Linked DNA regions of Homo sapiens: all the other regions are linked to region 3. Evidence: read pairs that join two places in POLR2A ChIA-PET (ENCODE). Cell type or tissue: PC-9. All regions are shown on one strand. Each heading gives the region's core, and the rest is flanking DNA. Links, peaks and the distances in the headings are about the cores only. Region 1 overlaps UBE2H (ubiquitin conjugating enzyme E2 H). Region 2 overlaps UBE2H (ubiquitin conjugating enzyme E2 H). Region 3 overlaps UBE2H-DT (UBE2H divergent transcript).

What was found. Peaks named below come from ENCODE experiments on the same cell type or tissue, not always from the same donor. Only the 100,000 strongest peaks of a DNase experiment are listed, where the experiment ranks them.
Region 1: POLR2A ChIA-PET joins it to region 3 with 13 read pairs; 7 of 35 experiments call an interaction of 5 or more read pairs at or near these places.
Region 2: POLR2A ChIA-PET joins it to region 3 with 16 read pairs; 3 of 35 experiments call an interaction of 5 or more read pairs at or near these places.

What each region holds. Positions count from the first base shown.
Region 1 is chr7:129,844,268-129,849,951 of GRCh38, forward strand. All of the region lies in intron 5 of UBE2H (ubiquitin conjugating enzyme E2 H), which reads right to left. Among named protein-coding and RNA genes, the nearest start is that of MIR183, 72 kb to the left of the region's middle. RefSeq lists an enhancer at 1-46. In PC-9, for the core only: no CTCF peak of the experiment used is centred there; DNase peaks (open chromatin) are centred at 1,354 and 1,884; H3K27ac peaks cover 2,500 bases.
Region 2 is chr7:129,862,315-129,867,998 of GRCh38, forward strand. The region is part of intron 3 of UBE2H (ubiquitin conjugating enzyme E2 H); the gene reads right to left. Among named protein-coding and RNA genes, the nearest start is that of UBE2H, 88 kb to the right of the region's middle. In PC-9, for the core only: no CTCF peak of the experiment used is centred there; DNase peaks (open chromatin) are centred at 2,947 and 3,287; H3K4me3 peaks cover 441 bases; H3K27ac peaks cover 2,500 bases.
Region 3 is chr7:129,967,762-129,973,445 of GRCh38, forward strand. The region is part of intron 1 of UBE2H-DT (UBE2H divergent transcript); the gene reads left to right. Among named protein-coding and RNA genes, the nearest start is that of UBE2H-DT, 18 kb to the left of the region's middle. RefSeq lists enhancers at 609-1,251, 1,252-1,893. In PC-9, for the core only: no CTCF peak of the experiment used is centred there; DNase peaks (open chromatin) are centred at 2,280 and 3,270; H3K4me3 peaks cover 676 bases; H3K27ac peaks cover 2,500 bases.

The sequences.
Region 1 (5,684 bases), core at 656-3,155, 120 kb before region 3:
CAATAAGGCCTTCCTGCAAGTGGCTAACACAGTGATTACTCCTAAGGGTGCTTCTGAAAGGAGCATCTCTCAAATGTGCAGATGTGCAGAAAGTCTTCTTTCAAGATAAATACACTGGCAGAGAAGACTAAAACTATAAATCAAGAATAAAATAAAGATACTCATCTGTAGAAAAATAAAGAACACTTTTTCCCTAGATTTTTGTTAATGATAAAACGATAAAAATGTGTCGATAATAATAACGATAAAAATGTGTCAGTTCAAAGATCTTTATCTAAAAACATTAACCTTCAATTTTTTTAAAGGAAGAGAGCCAGATACAGTTGACCTAAACCTGTAGAGTACAGTCAGCCGACCCCATTTCCGCCTGTCTTAACTTTTAAAGGAAGTCCCAAGATTCCTGAGTATATGGTTTATGATGAGCAAACAGCTCTTACTTTTGCCTTAGACTCAATTAGAACCAAAATGTGGTTCATTAGCACTGACTCTTCAGTCTGATCTTACATTAATGTTAAAATTATAACACTCATATCTCAGTTTAGGCATATAATTTATATTCATATTTACTATTTAAAAACAGGCTGGGCACAGTGGCTCATGCCTGTAATCCTAGCACTTTGGGAGGCCGAGGCAGGTGGACTGCCTGAGGTCAGGAGTTTCACACCAGCCTGGCCAACGTGGCAAAACCCTGTCTCTACTAAAAATACAAAAAATTAGCCAGGCGTGGTGGTGGGCACCTGTAATCCCAGCTACTTGGGAGGCTGAGGCAGGAGAATTGCTTGAACCTGGGAGGCAGAGGTTGTAGTGAGCTGAGATTGTACCACTGCACTCCAGCCTGGGCAATGGAGTGAGACTCCCAAATCATAAACAACTTATCATCAAAAGTAGCATCACTTAGTCTAGAGCAGTGGTTCTGGGCTAAGTCTAGGTCCTGCTTGTCCATCACAATTACCTGTGGAGTTTTTCCAAAAACTTGCTTAGCATCCTAAGGTTGCAGCTTCATACCTACCCCAGGGCTTCTGGTTTAGGACTGGATGGGATCTGTATGTGTGTGATACAGACATCTGTGTGCAAAATGCACAGGAAATACTACCTGGCCCATGATCCCCTATCCCCAAAGAATAGACGGGAAGGAAAGGGCCATTTGCTCGTAGGTTCTTTTTTGCAAGAAAATGTTCACCTCTAACAGCTCGACTCTGGTTTAGTGACATTCCCTGACCCTTCCCACTTTCTTTTCTGCACACTGCTGTTACCACTGTTATCTCTAGGCAGAGGTGTGCCAAACCACAGGCAGTCAAAAGCAGATCTGTTCTGGAGGGGAACTAAAGGGCCACTTTGGAGGAGAATGGGTATTAGAGGATGGTTAGAATCATCACCTAACACAATGTGGACATCTGGCAGAGAAAATTCCATTAGGCTGAACTGTCTCCAGCAAACAGAAAGCTGGCTCCTCAGTGGTGAACAACAGATGAAAAATCTAAAAGACCACAAGTCTAATCTCAGGCTTTCCACTGCCTTGCTCTTTGACCTTGGGCAGGTCTCTTCCTTTCTACATCTCAATTTCTTCACTGCAAAAGGAGAAGTATAACATTGCTATTCCTTACAGGGAAGTAACACACATTACTAAAAGTGACTATAAGATATACTTCAAATTGCACCAGAGAACTAAACTATTAATACAAATATGACATCCTCAAAGGGTAGACATTTCAGCTACCTGTATCCCTTAAAGAATATGTATTAATTAAAAAGAGTTACACTGAAAAAAATGTACCAATTCTTAAAGTAAAATTGCCCTATTCCAGGTGACTCACAATGAAATGGTGCAGGGCTTGAAGGAGAAAACACAAGAGGGGATGAATCACACATCTCATGTTTTATTCTTGGCTATTTATGAACCAGTGACCACAAGTTATTTCTTTTTCCTCTATTTCCTTTGAAATAAATGGAAAATTTCAAGCTGGGCAAGGTGGTTCATGTCTGTAATCCTAGCACTTTGGGAGGCCAAGGCAGGAAGACGGCCTGAGCCCAGGAGTTCAATAACAGCCTGGGCAACATAGGGAGATCCGGTCTCTACAAAATAATAATAATAATAATAATAATAATAATAATAATAATAATTGGGCATGGTGGCATGTGCCTGTGGTTCCAACTACTCAGGAGAGTAGGTGCTCAGTAGTTGCCGAGGTGAGAGGATTGCTCAAGTCAGGGGCAGGTGGATGGGTCGAGGCTGCAGTATGTTGTGATGCCACTGCATACCAGCCTGGGTGACAAAGCAAGACCCTCTCTCTACCACCCCCCACTCAAAAAAAAAATGTAATATACACTGCTTTCTGCAGGTTAAAATCCTGTGGATACCCAAACCTTGACATGCTCTGCCTCACTGGGAACCACAATTAGCACACAGGCAGTCATTTTGGAGACTTTTACCTAAATATTCTTCATTTGTTTTTCGGACTTAATACTGAAAAATACATGCTGTAACTCAGAAACCACCACCAAGTGGTGCCAAGTGCCAAGAACCATCAAAGCCATTCTTCCGTTCTCAATCCCACTTACCCCATCCCCTTTCTCCTTCTACTACCTGTCCCCCAGAAGCCCAACATCCTGTTAAAAACAAATAACAAAAAACTTATCGGGAAAGACATCAGCATCCTGCACAGCGGCTCAAATTCTGTGGCATTTGCATTTTAAGAATTAGCTTTGTACACTGTTACCCCGGGAAGCCGTCATCCTATAATTATTATTATTATTATTATTATTATTTTTTGAGACGGAGTCTCGCTCTATCTCCCCAGGCTGGAGTCTCGCTCTATCTCCCCAGGCTGGAGTGTAGTGGCACAATCTCAGCTCACTGGAACCTCTGCCTTTTGGGTTCAAGCAATTCTCCTGCTTCAAGCTCTAGAGTAGCTGGATTACAGGTGCACGCCCAGCTAATTTTTTGTATTTTTAGTAGAGACAGCGTTTTGCCATGTTGGCCAGGCTGGTCTCGAACTCCTGATCTCAGGGTGATCCATCCACCTCAGACTCCCAAAGTGCTGGGATTACAGGCATGAGCCACCGCGCCTGGCCATCCTACAATTTTAAAGGAATAAGTCTACTGGGTGTGGTGGCTTGTACCTGTAATCCCAGTTACTCAGGAGGCTAAGGAGGGAGGATCACTAGAGCCCAGGAGTTTGAAGTTACAGTGAGCTATGATCACAACTACTACACTCCAGCCTGGATGACACAGTGAGACCCAGTCTCTCTTTTTTTTTTTCCAGAGACAAGTTCTATGTTGCCCAAGCTAGTCCCAAACTCCAAGGCTCAAGTGATCCTCTTCGCCTTGGCCTCCCAGTGCTGGGATTACAGGCGTGAGCTACCATGCCCAGCTGAGGCCCAGTCTCTTTAAATAAAAAAGAAAGAAAGAAAAATAAGAAGTCTATGTTGGTAACTACCAAATCCATATAACTGGTCCTTCATATGTCTAGTCTTGTAGTCTTATCAAACTTTACATGTCTAAGATTATTTTCCTGAAAACCCATTCCCTTCACCTAATGAAGGGAGTAGGTTGACTCTAACGCCCTGGCTCTCAGGCTCCAAGCCTCTGGAAGGAATCTGGCTAGGTGTTCTTCCTTTCTTCCATGTACTCACTCAGTTTCCCAGAAATGTCTCTAGTTTTTCTTTTATTTCCCCTGGCATGTAACTATGTCAAAACCAATATATCATTCCAGCCCTGGATCAGGGCAGCCATCTACTAAATGGCCTTAAAGGCTCTATACTCTCGCCTTTGTAATCAGAGAAAGTTTCCTTAAAACAATCACTTAGGTCATTTCCCACAAACAATAAGTTCCTCTTGCCCTCAATCAAAATTCTGCAACCTGGAGAACTGCTTGAACTCGGGAGGTGGAGGCTGCGGTAAGCCAAGATCACGCTGCTGCACTCCAGCCTGGACGACAGAGCAAGACTCTGTCTCAAACAAAAACAAAAAACAAAAAACACATCACTATGTACCCCATGAATATGTACAATGATTATTTGCCAATCAAAATTCTGCATCCTCCAGAAGCATGCTATCCAAACTTCTTTCATCATCCCTCTCCCTCTGGAGGAGGACTCCTGGCTTTCCAAGCCGAAAATCACAGGGATAGTCACTACTGTCTAAGGTATTTATCTGTTCTGTAATTCAATAAGGAACAGGGCTGACAGGAAAGGAAAGAAAAATCCTGTTCACACCTAGAGGAAAACATGGACAAAAATCACAAGTCAATTGTTGTCTAGAACTGATGATTCCCTCTGTGACTTACATAGATCTCTTTCCCCTGAACTTTTGGTCATTATAGTTGAAACTCCTGGGAATTTCACCCAAGTTATTCACATCCTTGACTACTAGAGAAAAGCAGCTGTTGACCTTTCAAAATTCCATTGGTTGACTTTAGGAACTGTATTGAATTCGTCATGAACTGCCACGCAAGTCATGAATTTTACAATATGTGCCCAAAATAAAGCCAACCATGAAATCTCATTCATTCCACAATTATTTTTGGTGGTGGTGGTGGGTATCTACTATATGCACAAAAACCAGGTAGCTTTTTTTTTTTTTTTTGGTAAGGCCTGAAATAGGGCAAATAAATTAAGATCTCCAGATTTCTTTAGGTACTTAATAATTTGGAGTTAACAGATTTTCCTCAAGGGTGTATTAGACACTATAATTAATAGATCTTTACCTTCTACTCCTTTACCAGCTCCTACAAAGCAGCAATATTAATAATGGTTGAATTTTTAATTTTATCCTGCTTGCAGTCTGTAAACATTAAAAGACAGTGAAATTCTACAAGAAAAGAAGAGTAGTCAAAAACCTATAAAGAGTCCTACACTGCACACAACTAAGCAGTTGTTATTTTTGAAAAAAACTTGCAAACAGAGGGCCCTAAAAGATGACAGACAGCCCCTCAAGGAAAACTTCAGTAAAACCAATCGGATAGGCAGGCAGAATTCAAAGAAACAGTTTTGAGATTAAAAGTAATATTCTCTAAAATAACTAATTTGAGCCGGGCGCAGTGGCTCACGCCTGTAATCCCAGCACTTTGGGAGGCTGAGGCGGGCAGATCACTTGAAGTCAGGGGTTCAAGACCAACCTGGCCAACATGGTGAAATCCTGTCTCTACTAAATATACAAAAATTAGTCGGGTTTGGTGGTGGGCGCCGGTAATCCCAGCTACTTGGGAGGCTGAGGCAGGAGAATCGCTTGAACCCAGGAGGCAGAGGTTGCAGTGAGCCAAGATTGCACCACTGCACTCCAGCCTGAGTGACAGAGCAAGACTCCATCTCAAATAAAATAAAATAAAATAATAAAACAATTAATTTGAACTCAACTTCAGTGACAAAAAGCCCATTTCTCCACCTGTTTTGAGGGCACACAGGTGGAGAGCTGAAGCAACCCACCAGACTTCCTGCAGTGCTGTGGCTCAGGCCCAACTGGCCACAGGGCTCACAATGCTGCACCTAGTTTACTGAAGGCTAACTAGCTGCAATTAAGATAATATAACCCGCCACCAAATACTAAAAGGTATATTAAAGAATTCATACAATTACTTGACTGAGAGGGTCTCATGTGTGGAGAAAATATATAAAAAGTCTAAGCTCAGCAGATTCACATATCTTCTCATATTAGCCCATGGGGATCTTTAAAAGATAAAGTCTTA
Region 2 (5,684 bases), core at 1,891-4,390, 100 kb before region 3:
ACGTCTATGGCAAAGGTTCCCAATGCTGGCTACAGATGAGAAGCACTGGGAAGTTTTCATTTAAACTAAAACCAATACTCAAAGACACAGGACTTAAGGGGAAATACCTGTAAGGAAAGGTCTTTAGAAAAAATAAGTCCTACATTAGAAGGTCACCAGCATTATGGAGAAAAACACAGCAAAGGAGGAAAACAGAAATGGAAAGGTTGGGGCGGGGTGGCAATTTTAAATGAGATGGTCAGGAAGGGACTTCCTGAGAAAGTGACTTGCTTTGAAGGAGGTGAAAGAGGAGCCACCTGGTACCAAGAGGAGAGGAGAAGGTCACTATAGAGGGAACAGCCAAGTGCAAAGCACATTAGGAGCTTGCCTGATGCTCTGAAGTTTTTTCCTGAAACTGAAGGGATTTGAAAAAGGGGCAGAAAATGAGAAGTGATGTCACAGAGGTGATCAGCATTTGGGGCCCTTTTAAGGACACTGGCTTTTATTCAAGGGAGATGGGGGGGCCACTGAGACTAGTGCCTGAACAGTGACATATTCACATACTTGGCTTAACAAATGGCTTGTGTCCTAAAATAGGCTAGTTGGGGAACAGCTCAATCAGCTCACAGCACCTGAGTGCTGGGGAATGGCAGATCTCAAGCAAAACAAAATGGGAATCCTACAGGGCATTATGCTTCAACGATCTGAGGCCACGGGGCATTTAAAGGTGTTAAGTCAAGCAAATAACTATGGTAAGCTTTAAATGTTTATCAAAACGTCTCTGAAAGACTAAGGTGCCTCCCTCATTGGACATGACCTGGAGAGCACACTTGGAATTAACAGTGTCTATACAGTTTTCAATTAAATCTAGATTTGGCTTAGTTGAGTACAGGAATAAATAACAGAACCAAAAAGGACTTGGTAAACATACGCTTTAGTAATAAATGGTTTGGAGCTCAGTCTCCAGTGCCCCTGCTAAGTACAGAACACCATCTGAGCACTAGTACAGAGGGCAGAATCACACCACAAAGCAAAGTACTAAACAGGGACATGGGTTCTAGCCTCAACTAATCAACTGCAGGCCCTGGGCAAGTCACTTCACCTTGTGGGGTCTGTTTCTTTACCTACGAAGACAAATAGTTGAACTATATGATCTCCCAAATCTCCACTCTTACTCTATTTCTGAAGGCCCTATCAGCTCTAAAAATCTAGCATTTAATAACAATGGCAAGCACTCTGAGAACAGAGGAATTATGGGGAAATATCCAAGAGTTAAGTCCTTAAAGGAAATTAATTCTGTAAGGCAGCATTTTTAGGTACAGAAATTTTCTAGAGAATACAAAACCACCAACATGATAAAATACCATAAAGAGCCACAAAACAAACCCTCTGACTCTTCTAAAGTAGGCAGAAACAGTTTATAACCTTGCCTTTGAGGGATGAACACAACCAGACCAACTCTATCAAGAAACTTTCTACTTTCTAAACTAAAATGATCTCTTCCAATACTAGGTGTTTTTTTTTTTTTTTGAGATAAGGTCACTTCGTCACCCAGGCAGGAGTGTGGTGGTGCAGCACCTTGCTCACTGCAACCTCCGCCTCCTGGGTTCAAGAGATTCTCCTGCCTCAGCCTCCCAAGTAGCTGGGATTACCACAACCAGCTAATTTTTGTATTTTTTCGTAGAGATAGGGTTTCACCATGTTGGCCAGGCTGGTCTTGAACTCCTGACCTCAAGTGATCCACCCACCTCAGCCTCCAAAAGTGTGGGGAATTACAGGCGTGAGCCACTGCACCTGGCCCTCAGGCTTAATTGTTAGAAAAATATCCAAAGCAAATACATGGAAAAAAGCATATCTCCTTGACATTTGTTCTTAGACAAGCTGTGGGCAGTGTTTCTGGCAAAGCCATTTACATTCTGGATAATGATGCCAACAATGGAACTCCTGGACAAGGAGGGGGGAGACAGAGAAAGAACGGGCCAGAAATTCGGAAAAGGAATGTTCTCAGGACTGTGTTGAGTTGGCCCTGGCATGTTCTCCTTCCTTTTGGCAATGCTATCATCACATTAATGAATATGTCTGCAACAAGGGAATTTTCCCAACACTTGTTTCCATTAGACCAGGAACTATTTTCAAGATATTTTAAGAGAACATATTTTGAAAACTGCTTTTATGGCAACATAAGTAGAAGTAGCAGGTTATTTTTAATCTTCATGATTTAAGATTTTATTCACTACCAGGCATTTTCTTTTTCTTTTCTTTCTTTTTTTTTTTTTTTGAGACAGAATCTCACTCTATCACTCAGGCTGGAGTGCAGTGGCGATCTCGGCTCACTGCAGCCTCCACCTCACGGGTTCAAGCTATTCTCCTGCCTCAGCCTCTCAAGTAGCTGGGACTACAGGTGCCCACCACCACACCCAGCTAATTTTTTTGTATTTTTAGTAGAGATGGGGTTTCACCATGTTAGCCAGGATCGTCTTGATCTCCTGACCTCGTGATCCACCCACCTCAGCCTACCAAAGTGCTGGGATTACAGGAGTGAGCCACCGTGCCCGGCCACTACCAGACATTTTCTAACAACATATTTCAGTGATTTGACCAGATTAAAATCAGAACTCCTTAAGTTTTTTGGACAGTTATTCTCTGGCGTAGTTCTAGCACTCGTTAAAGGGGATGGGGAGGATCGTACAACAGGAATAAATGTCCAGCTAAAATGCTTACCCTTCTCTGTCCTGCGTCTTTTAGCAGAAGGGAATTAGGTAATTTATAATTCTGGAGAAGGAATCCAAATCACACTTAATGTAAAACTATTATTATATATCTTAAAAAATAAAAAGTACAGATTACAACAGAAAAATATGCCTTGCTTTTGCTTGTTCCACTCCAATACTCAACTGCTCTAGAATAACAAATCTCATGACCCATAGGCTAATAGGCAGTGAAAATAAATAACATTGTGCTAAGTCATGCTGAAAAACTGGTTTTTATTTCAGCCTCTGTGTCCAGTCCCAGGAAGGGGTCTATACAGAGTTGCACACACTTCTGAGTAACTTCTGACATTGGGGTCAATATGTAAATAAATGAGGCCAAGCTTCACCTATTTTTCCATCTTTGTTCCCTTTATTTGAGAGGATATTAATGATCAAATTTGTGGGTAGATGAAATACTTTGGGCCAATCACCAGAAATTTCACCTGTCAGAATTATCTTGACAAAAGGAGAGGTTAGACAAACGACTTGTGAATCAAGGTAAATCCACCCTACGGTAAACGGGTGAAGATCACCAAAGGCCAAAACAGCAGCTACATCCCAGGGATAAAATAAGCCTAGGCTAAGGTGGTTCAGACAGCTGTGGCTGATGCAATTGCATTATAAGCTTATGAATTCCTGTGAGAAAACAGTTAAGTGAATACATTAAGTCATTCTGATCGTCTATCTTCAGAACAACTGCCCACATAAAGTAGACTGTTCACAACCAAACTGATTAATTCTATTTTTTCAGTAGGTATAATTGTTTAAAATATTCTTATTAAAGACTGAATCTCATCTTCCCTTGCAGTATCTCAGACTATAAATTATTTAAGGGTAATAACTTGGATCTCTGTTCCTAGCACACAGGGTGACCAGAGTAGGGGTGTTCCAATTGAGTAAGGGTGGGGGGGTGCTGCCAGCTCCACTAGTGACAGACATTGGCCAGCTATGTGCAGGAGTCCACAATCTGATAGATTTTCATCTAACCTCAGACAGCCAGGCCCCACCTGAGGCAGCCTGTGCCCGGGTAGAAATCTCTTCAGAAATCTGAGCCTTTCCTACTCAGGAGAGATGGACCTGGGCCTGTCTCTTCTTGGGTGAGGAACCAGGCAAGGAGCTCACTCTCAATGCCCTGTGTCATGGGAACTTCTGAACTGATCCTGTGTGTGTTCAGGAGATCTAAACTCAACAAGGGGTCCTCTTTTCTGTTTCTTCCTTTCTCTCTGGTAATATAGAGTCTGAGGAATGGGCTAGATGGATAAGAAAAGGTCATTTATAACTAAGAAAAGGTGAAGTGTTATCCTTCAATAGCATAACCCTTCTACCAACCTAGTGGATTATCAAAACCTCTGGCCTACTTTCCTTTGGTTTCATTTTTGGGAGACTAACTTCTGTTTTGTTTTCATAGTTTATCTTTCGATCGCTGGGTCGTTCATATAACCACACTGTTGGGTTCAGGCAGTACTTATTTTCATGGTCAGAGACAATACAGTACAGAATACATTGGACTTGAACTCACAAGACCCAACTACAATTCTCTACCACTCTTAGAGTTGTAGTTAAAAGATCAGGCTCCAAAAGATAAATGTTTGAGGTGACAGATATCCCAATTACCCTGTTTTGATCATTACGTATTGCATATATGTACCAAAATAGCACATGTACCCCAAAAATGTGTGTAACTGATGTAACAATACATTTTTTAAAAAGGACCAGGCTCCAGTCAGAATGCCTAAATGCCACTGTGTGAGCCTCTGGGGCAATCTACTTCATCTCTTTGCCTTTCTGTTCCCTTATTCCTAAAACTAGGTTAAATAATGGTATCTACACATCATTAATCGTGAAGATTAAATGAGTTAATATATGTAAAGCATTTGAACAGTAACTGGCATACAGTAAGCATGCAGTAATGTTAGAATTAGCTTAATAAGTTAAATGAACAAGTAATTTCATCTTACTGTCTTCATCCTAAAACTGATTAATATTTACCCTATGTGTCCATCTCTTAATGCTCTTACAAGTGTGAAGAACATGAGAGGATATTATGATTTACATATGTTTCCCATAACTCTGTCACACTAGAAATGGAAAATACAATTATAATTTTTATTTTTAATATTTATTATTTGTGTGACACAGCCCCAGGAGGTCCTGAGAACATGTGCCCCATATTTATTATTAAGAAGACCATCCTACACATGCACACGTATGTTTATTGCGGCACTATTCACAATAGCAAAGACTTGGAACCAACCCAAATGTCCAACAATGATAGACTGGATTAAGAAAATGTGGCACATATACACCATGGAATACTATGCAGCCATAAAAAATGATGAGTTCATATCCTTTGTAGGGACATGGATGAAATTGGAAACCATCATTCTCAGTAAACTATCGCAAGAACAAAAAACCAAACACCGCATATTCTCACTCATAGGTGGGAATTGAACAATGAGATCACATGGACACAGGAAGGGGAATATCACACTCTGGGGACTGTGGTGGGGTCGGGGGAGGGGGGAGGGATAGCATTGGGAGATATACCTAATGCTAGATGACACATTAGTGGGTGCAGCGCACCAGCATGGCACATGTATACATATGTAACTAACCTGCACAATGTGCACATGTACCCTAAAACTTAGAGTATAATAAAAAAAAAAAAAAAAAAGAAAACCAAAAAAAAAAAAAAAAAAGAAGACCATCCTTTCTTGATGTGCAAGCAAAAATTAGATTAAAAAAAAAAAACATCCTGACTGCATTTGGTATAGTTAAAAAACAAGCACACACACACTAAACTGGAAGCCAGAAGATGGACTCTGCAACTAGTGCGTAGTCATACATCTCAGCCTCATTTTTTTCCATCCTTAAAATCAGGCAAATTGGATGTCATAATCTCTAAACTTCCACTAACAACACAGTTTTCACCAACACCAGGAATATAAGCAAATC
Region 3 (5,684 bases), core at 1,153-3,652:
CCAGCCTGGTGACAGAGTGAGACTCTGTCTCAAAAAAAAAAAAATGATGCTGTTCCAGGCCGGGCACGTTGGCTCACACCTGTAATCCCAGCACTTTGGGAGGCCAAGGCGGACGGATCACCTGACGTCAGGAGTTTGAGACCAGCCTGAGCAACTTGGAAAAACCCCGTCTCTACTAAAAATACAAAATTAGCAATTAGCTGGATGTGGTAGTACATGCCTGTAATCTCAACTACTCAGGACGCTAAGGCAGGAGAATCGCTTGAACCCATGAGGCGGAGGTTGCAGTGAGCTGAGATTGCACCATTGCACTCCAGCCTGGGCAGTAAGAGTGAAAATCTGTCTCAAAAAAATAAAGAAATAAATGAAGCTGTTCCAAACCTGGACAGTGGTTGGGCCAGTGATCTAGGCCGTCTACATAGTTTCAAGCCCAGCGCAAACTTGGAAGGCCTCTAGGCCTTGCAGACAGTTGCATCTTTTTCTATCTTTTTTTTTTTTTTTTTTTAAAGACAAAGTCATTCTCCTGCCTCAGCCTCCCGAGTAGCTGGGACTACAGGCGTCTGCCACCATGCCCAGCTAATTTTTGTGTTGTTAGTAGAGATGGGGTTTTACCATGTTGGCCAGGCTGGTCTCAAACTCCCGACCTCAAGTGATCCACCTGCCTCGGCCTCCCAAAGTGCTGGGATTACAGGTGTGAACCACCACACCCGGCCAAGATAGTTGCATCATTTTGTCATGAGGAGAGAACACAAGAAATCTTTCAATTCACATGCTTTTTTAAAACCGGTGCTTACAGAAGTTGCAGTCACAATACATCTGGCTGCTCAGAACATCAAATTTAGAATCTAAACAGTTTTTCCCTAAGTCAATGTTCTGGACCCAGTTTATAAACCTCCTTAGATTTGCTAAGCCCCACTCCTTCCCAGGCCTTGATCCTGCCTCAGTCTCTCAGTCTTGCAGTGCTTCCCGCGTAGTGAGGGCAGTGCCGGCTGCATCCTTCTGTGGCTCTCCAGGCACAGCTGTCACTGCCATGGCTTCTTTCCTCACACAGCCACTGCCTCAACCTCCCCTAGGAGTGAGGGCCAAGGTGCAGCAGCTCCAGCACCAAACTGGACTCCAGGACCTTCTGGCTCCCCAGTAGCTGCTGAGAGGGGCCCAGTAACACAACCTGCACATGAAGGGGAGTTAACACCGTGGGGTGGACTTTTATGGAAAAGAGAGAGGAGGCCGGAAGGAGCCCGCAGTGGCTCATTCTGCTGCTGCTTTGTCCCCATGTGATTCTTCTAACGCTTGGAGGCCCCCGAATGAATGAAAACACAACGACCTGTCATCCATAATGAGAACACGTTCCTTCCTCAGCTGCCTAGCTTCCCCTCTTCCTCACTCTTGCTGCCCTGGGCTTGCAGCCCACCCCAGTGAAACATTAACCCTTGGGCTTTGCCTCTAGCTCTGTTTTCTAGGAAGCCACGTTAGGACAGGCAAATTATGCATTTACTTGAGGGTAGGAGCTTTACAAACCCTCCTGCTTTTCTACCTTGCACTCTTAAGTAGAAACTTCTCTCCTCTCTGGGAGGGAATGGTACTAGAAAGATAACTCTAACCCTTCTCCCAACCTCCAGTACTCCATGGGGTGACCATCAGCCCTTGGCAGGAAAACAGGGGGTGACTGTCCTGCACGTAGCCAGTAGTGTTGTCTAAGACTGGAGTCGGGGGAGAGTAAGTTGAATTCTGTGAGGAAAAGATAGAAAGCCCATTTTGATGTAGATACCAACCAATTTTTTTTTTTTCCAGATGGAGTCTTGCTCTTGGAGTGCGGTGGCGCGATCTCGGCTCACTGCAACCTCTGCCTCCCGGGTTCAAGTCATTCTCCTGCCTAGACTCTCGAGTAGTTGGGATTACAGGGGCGCGCCACTACGCCCAGCTAATTTTTGTATTTTTAGTAGAGACGGGGTTTCTCCATGTTGGTCAGGCTGGTCTTGAACTCCTGACCTCAGGTGATCTGCCCGCCTTGGCCTCCCAAAGTGCTGGGGTTACAGATGTGAGCCACCGTGCTCCGCCATTACCTGTATCTTCTTGCCTCAGAAGGAACGTTTGTGCAGACACTGCCTTTCCTGAAGTCAGTGTTTGACTTTCTGGTCCCCTGAGGCTATTTTCCTTCTCTCCCCACCCCCATCCCTAAACAGATATTCCTTGTTTTCTTGCAGAAGGCCCCACCCAGGCCTCACCTTCCCCTCCTCCACTCCATGGTGGCTTTTAGTGCTTGTGTGATTCACACGTGTCCATGTGCCTTTGCTTGCGGCTCTGTTCACCTTCCTGATGCCTGAATTTCAAGCTCCTGAAAAGGAAACTTTCTGGTATTCACTGGCATTGAATAAAGACAGGAAATAAGTGTCTCAGCACAGAAGAATTTCAGTGTATGCTACATTATCTAAGCTACCTCCTTGCCTGGGATTTTCAAGCAGTGCACAAAGAAGGGGTAAACCTCCCACATTCTTTATCTGAGACCTTCTGAAACACACTCAGGGTCTCAGAACCACTGGCCTGGCCTCTTGGTTACTCACAAGGCTGGTCCCAGCCACCAGCGATGACCAGTTAGCTTCCCTGCTTCCATCCAGCCAAGACCTAGCCAGGACTTGTCTGTCATGCCTGGTATTTTCTCTTGTTAAACTCCTGACTTCTGGGTTACCCTCAATTCCTTTTTTTTTTTTTTTTTTGAGACGGAGTCTCACTCTGCTGCCCAGGCTGGAGTGGAGTGCAGTGCCGAGATCTCGGCTCACTGCAAGCTCCACCTCCCGGATTCACACCAATCTCCTGCCTCAGCCTCCCCAGTAGCTGGGACTACAGGCACCTGCCACCATGCCTAGCTAATTTTTGTATTTTTAGTAGAGATGGGGTTTCACTGTATTAGCCAGGATGGTCTTGATCTCCTGACCTCATGATCTACCCGCCTCGGCCTCTCAAAGTGCTGGGATTACAGGTGTGAGCCACCGTGCCCGGCCAGGGTTACCCTCAATTCTCAAATCTCTCTCCCCAACCCTGAAGGGGAGGAAAAGGGGTGCAGTAGCTTTTGGAAATGCTTGTCTTTAGGGTAGGGAAGGTGTGAGACAGTCCCTGGAGTCTGCTCTGCAGTGAGTTCCCAGTCTCAGTTTCCCTCCCACACTGGCAACTGGGCTCAGAGCTGCGGGCTTCCTCCAGAGGCCAGTGGAATGGAAGGCTTCCTGCCCGGATACTGTGGAGTGTGAAGTTCACCTGCATGTGGGCCACTCCCTCGGAGGGCAGCCAAGGCTGGGGAGGTGGCCTGGTTTGGGAGGAAACTCTCAGAGAGGTGCCAGGATGCTTCTCCACACTTATAAATCCAACTGCTCACCCCTACCTTACAAGCTATTAGTTCCTCAAAAGGAAACAGAATAAGATTGGCAGGAAAACTGAGGGAACATTTAGAATTCAAATAGAATAACCACAGTGGCTTGTAGACCTGAAATTATTTTTCACTTTTAATATCCTTCCTGATTTAATTTTTTTTTAAACGAAGTGTCACTCTGTCGCCCAGGCTGGAGTGCAGTGGCGCTATTTCAGCTCACTGCAACCTCCGCCTCCTGAGTTCAAGCGATTCTCCTACCTCAGCCTCCCGAGCAGCTGAGATTACAGGTGCCCGCCAGCACACCCAGTTAATTTTTGTATTTTTGGTAGAGACAGGGTTTCACCATGTTGGTCAGGCTGGTCCTGAACTGCTGATCTCAGGTGATCCGCCCAAAGTGCTGGGATTACAGGCATGAGCCACCGCGCCCAGCCTCCTTTCTGATTTGAAAAGTAATATGTTCCAGCCGGGCATGGTGGCTCATGCCTGTAATCCCAGCACTTTGGGAGGCCGAGGCAGGCAGATCACCTGAGGTCAGGAGTTCGAGACCAGCCCGACCAACATGGAGAAACCCTATCTCTACTAAAAATACAAAAAATTAGCCGGGCATGGTGGGGCATGCCTGTAATCCCAGCTACTCGGGAAGCTGAGGCAGGAGAATCACTTGAACCCAGGAGGTGGAGGTTGTGGTGAGCCGAGATCATGCCATTGCACTCCAGCCTGGGCAACAGGAGCGAAACTCTGTCTTAAAAAAAAGAAAAAAGAAAAGTAATATGTTCCTGGCTGGGCATGGTGGCTCACGTCTGTAATCCCAGCACTTTGGGAGGCCAAGGTGGGCAGATCACTTGAGGTCAGGAGTTCAAGACCAGCCTGGCCAACATGGTGAAACCCCGTCTCTACTAAAATACAAAAATTAGCTGGGCGTGGTGGTACACTCCTGTAATCCCAGCTACTTGGGAGGCTGAGGCAGGAGAGTTGCTTGAACCTGGGAGGCGGAGGTTGCAGTGACCCAAGATCATGCCACTGCACTCCAGCCTAGGCAACAGAGCAAGACTCCATCTCAAAAAAAAAAAAAAAAAAGAATATGTTCTTAGTGGGGAAAACCTGGAACATGTAAAGAAAATAATGGTCTTGAGGCCAGGCGCGGTGGCTCATGCCTGTAATCCCAGCACTTTGGGAGGCCGAGGCGGGTGGATCACGAGGTCAGGAGATCAAGACCATCCTGGCTAACACGGTGAAACCCCGTCTACTAAAAATACAAAAAATTATCCAGGCGTGGTGGCAGGCGCCTGTAGTCCCAGCTACTCGGGAGGCTGAGGCAGGAGAATGGCGTGAACCCGGGAGGCGGAGATTGCAGTGAGCCGAGATCACGCCACTGCACTCCAGCCTGGATGACAGAGCGAGACTCCTTCTCAAAAAAAAAAAAAAAAAGAAAGAAAATAACGGTCTTGGAGCTTAGTCAGTTAAGAAAAAAAAAGGAAAAAGAAAATAACAGCTATCTGTAATCCCACCTCCCAATTAGCTGGATGTGGTGGCGCAAGTCTGTGGTCCCAGCTACTAGGAGGCTGAGGCAGGATGATGACTTGAGTCTAGGACATTGAGGCTGCAGTGACCTATGATTGTACCTCATGACACTCCAGCCTAGAAGAGCAAGATCCTGTTTCTTAAAAATGAAAGAAAAAAAGGCTGGGCATGGTGGCTCACACCTGTAATCCCAGCACTTTGGGAGGCCGAGGTGGCAGATCACAAGGTCAGGAGTTCGAGACCAGCCTGGCCAACATGATAAAACCCTGCCTCCACTAAAAATACAAAAATTAGCCAGGTGTGTTGGCACATGCCTGTAATCCCAGGTACCCGGGAGGCTGAGGCACGAGGATCATTTGAATCTGGGTGGTGGAGGTTGCAGTGAGCCAAGATTGCACCACTGCACTCCAGTCTGGGCAACAGAGCGAGACTCCGTCTCAAAAAAAAAAAAAAAGAAAAAGAAAAGAAAAAAAATCATAATCCCACCTCCCAGAGAAAACTTCCCTAATATTTGGCATATGTTTATTTTTATGTTCACATATTTTTGTGTAGTTGAATTATGTTGTATATATACATTTGTATCACCGTTTTTCACTTACTATATCATGAGCACCTGCCCCTACCCCTATCATTGTTTTAGCTGTTGCAAACTAGTCCATCATATGGAGGTACCATGATGTATTTAACTGTTGGTCAATTGATGGAAATTTGTTGCATCTCTCTCTTTTTTTTTTTTTTTTTTGAGATGGAGTCTTACTCTGTCACCCAGGCTGGAGTGCAGTGGTGTGATCTCAGCTCATTG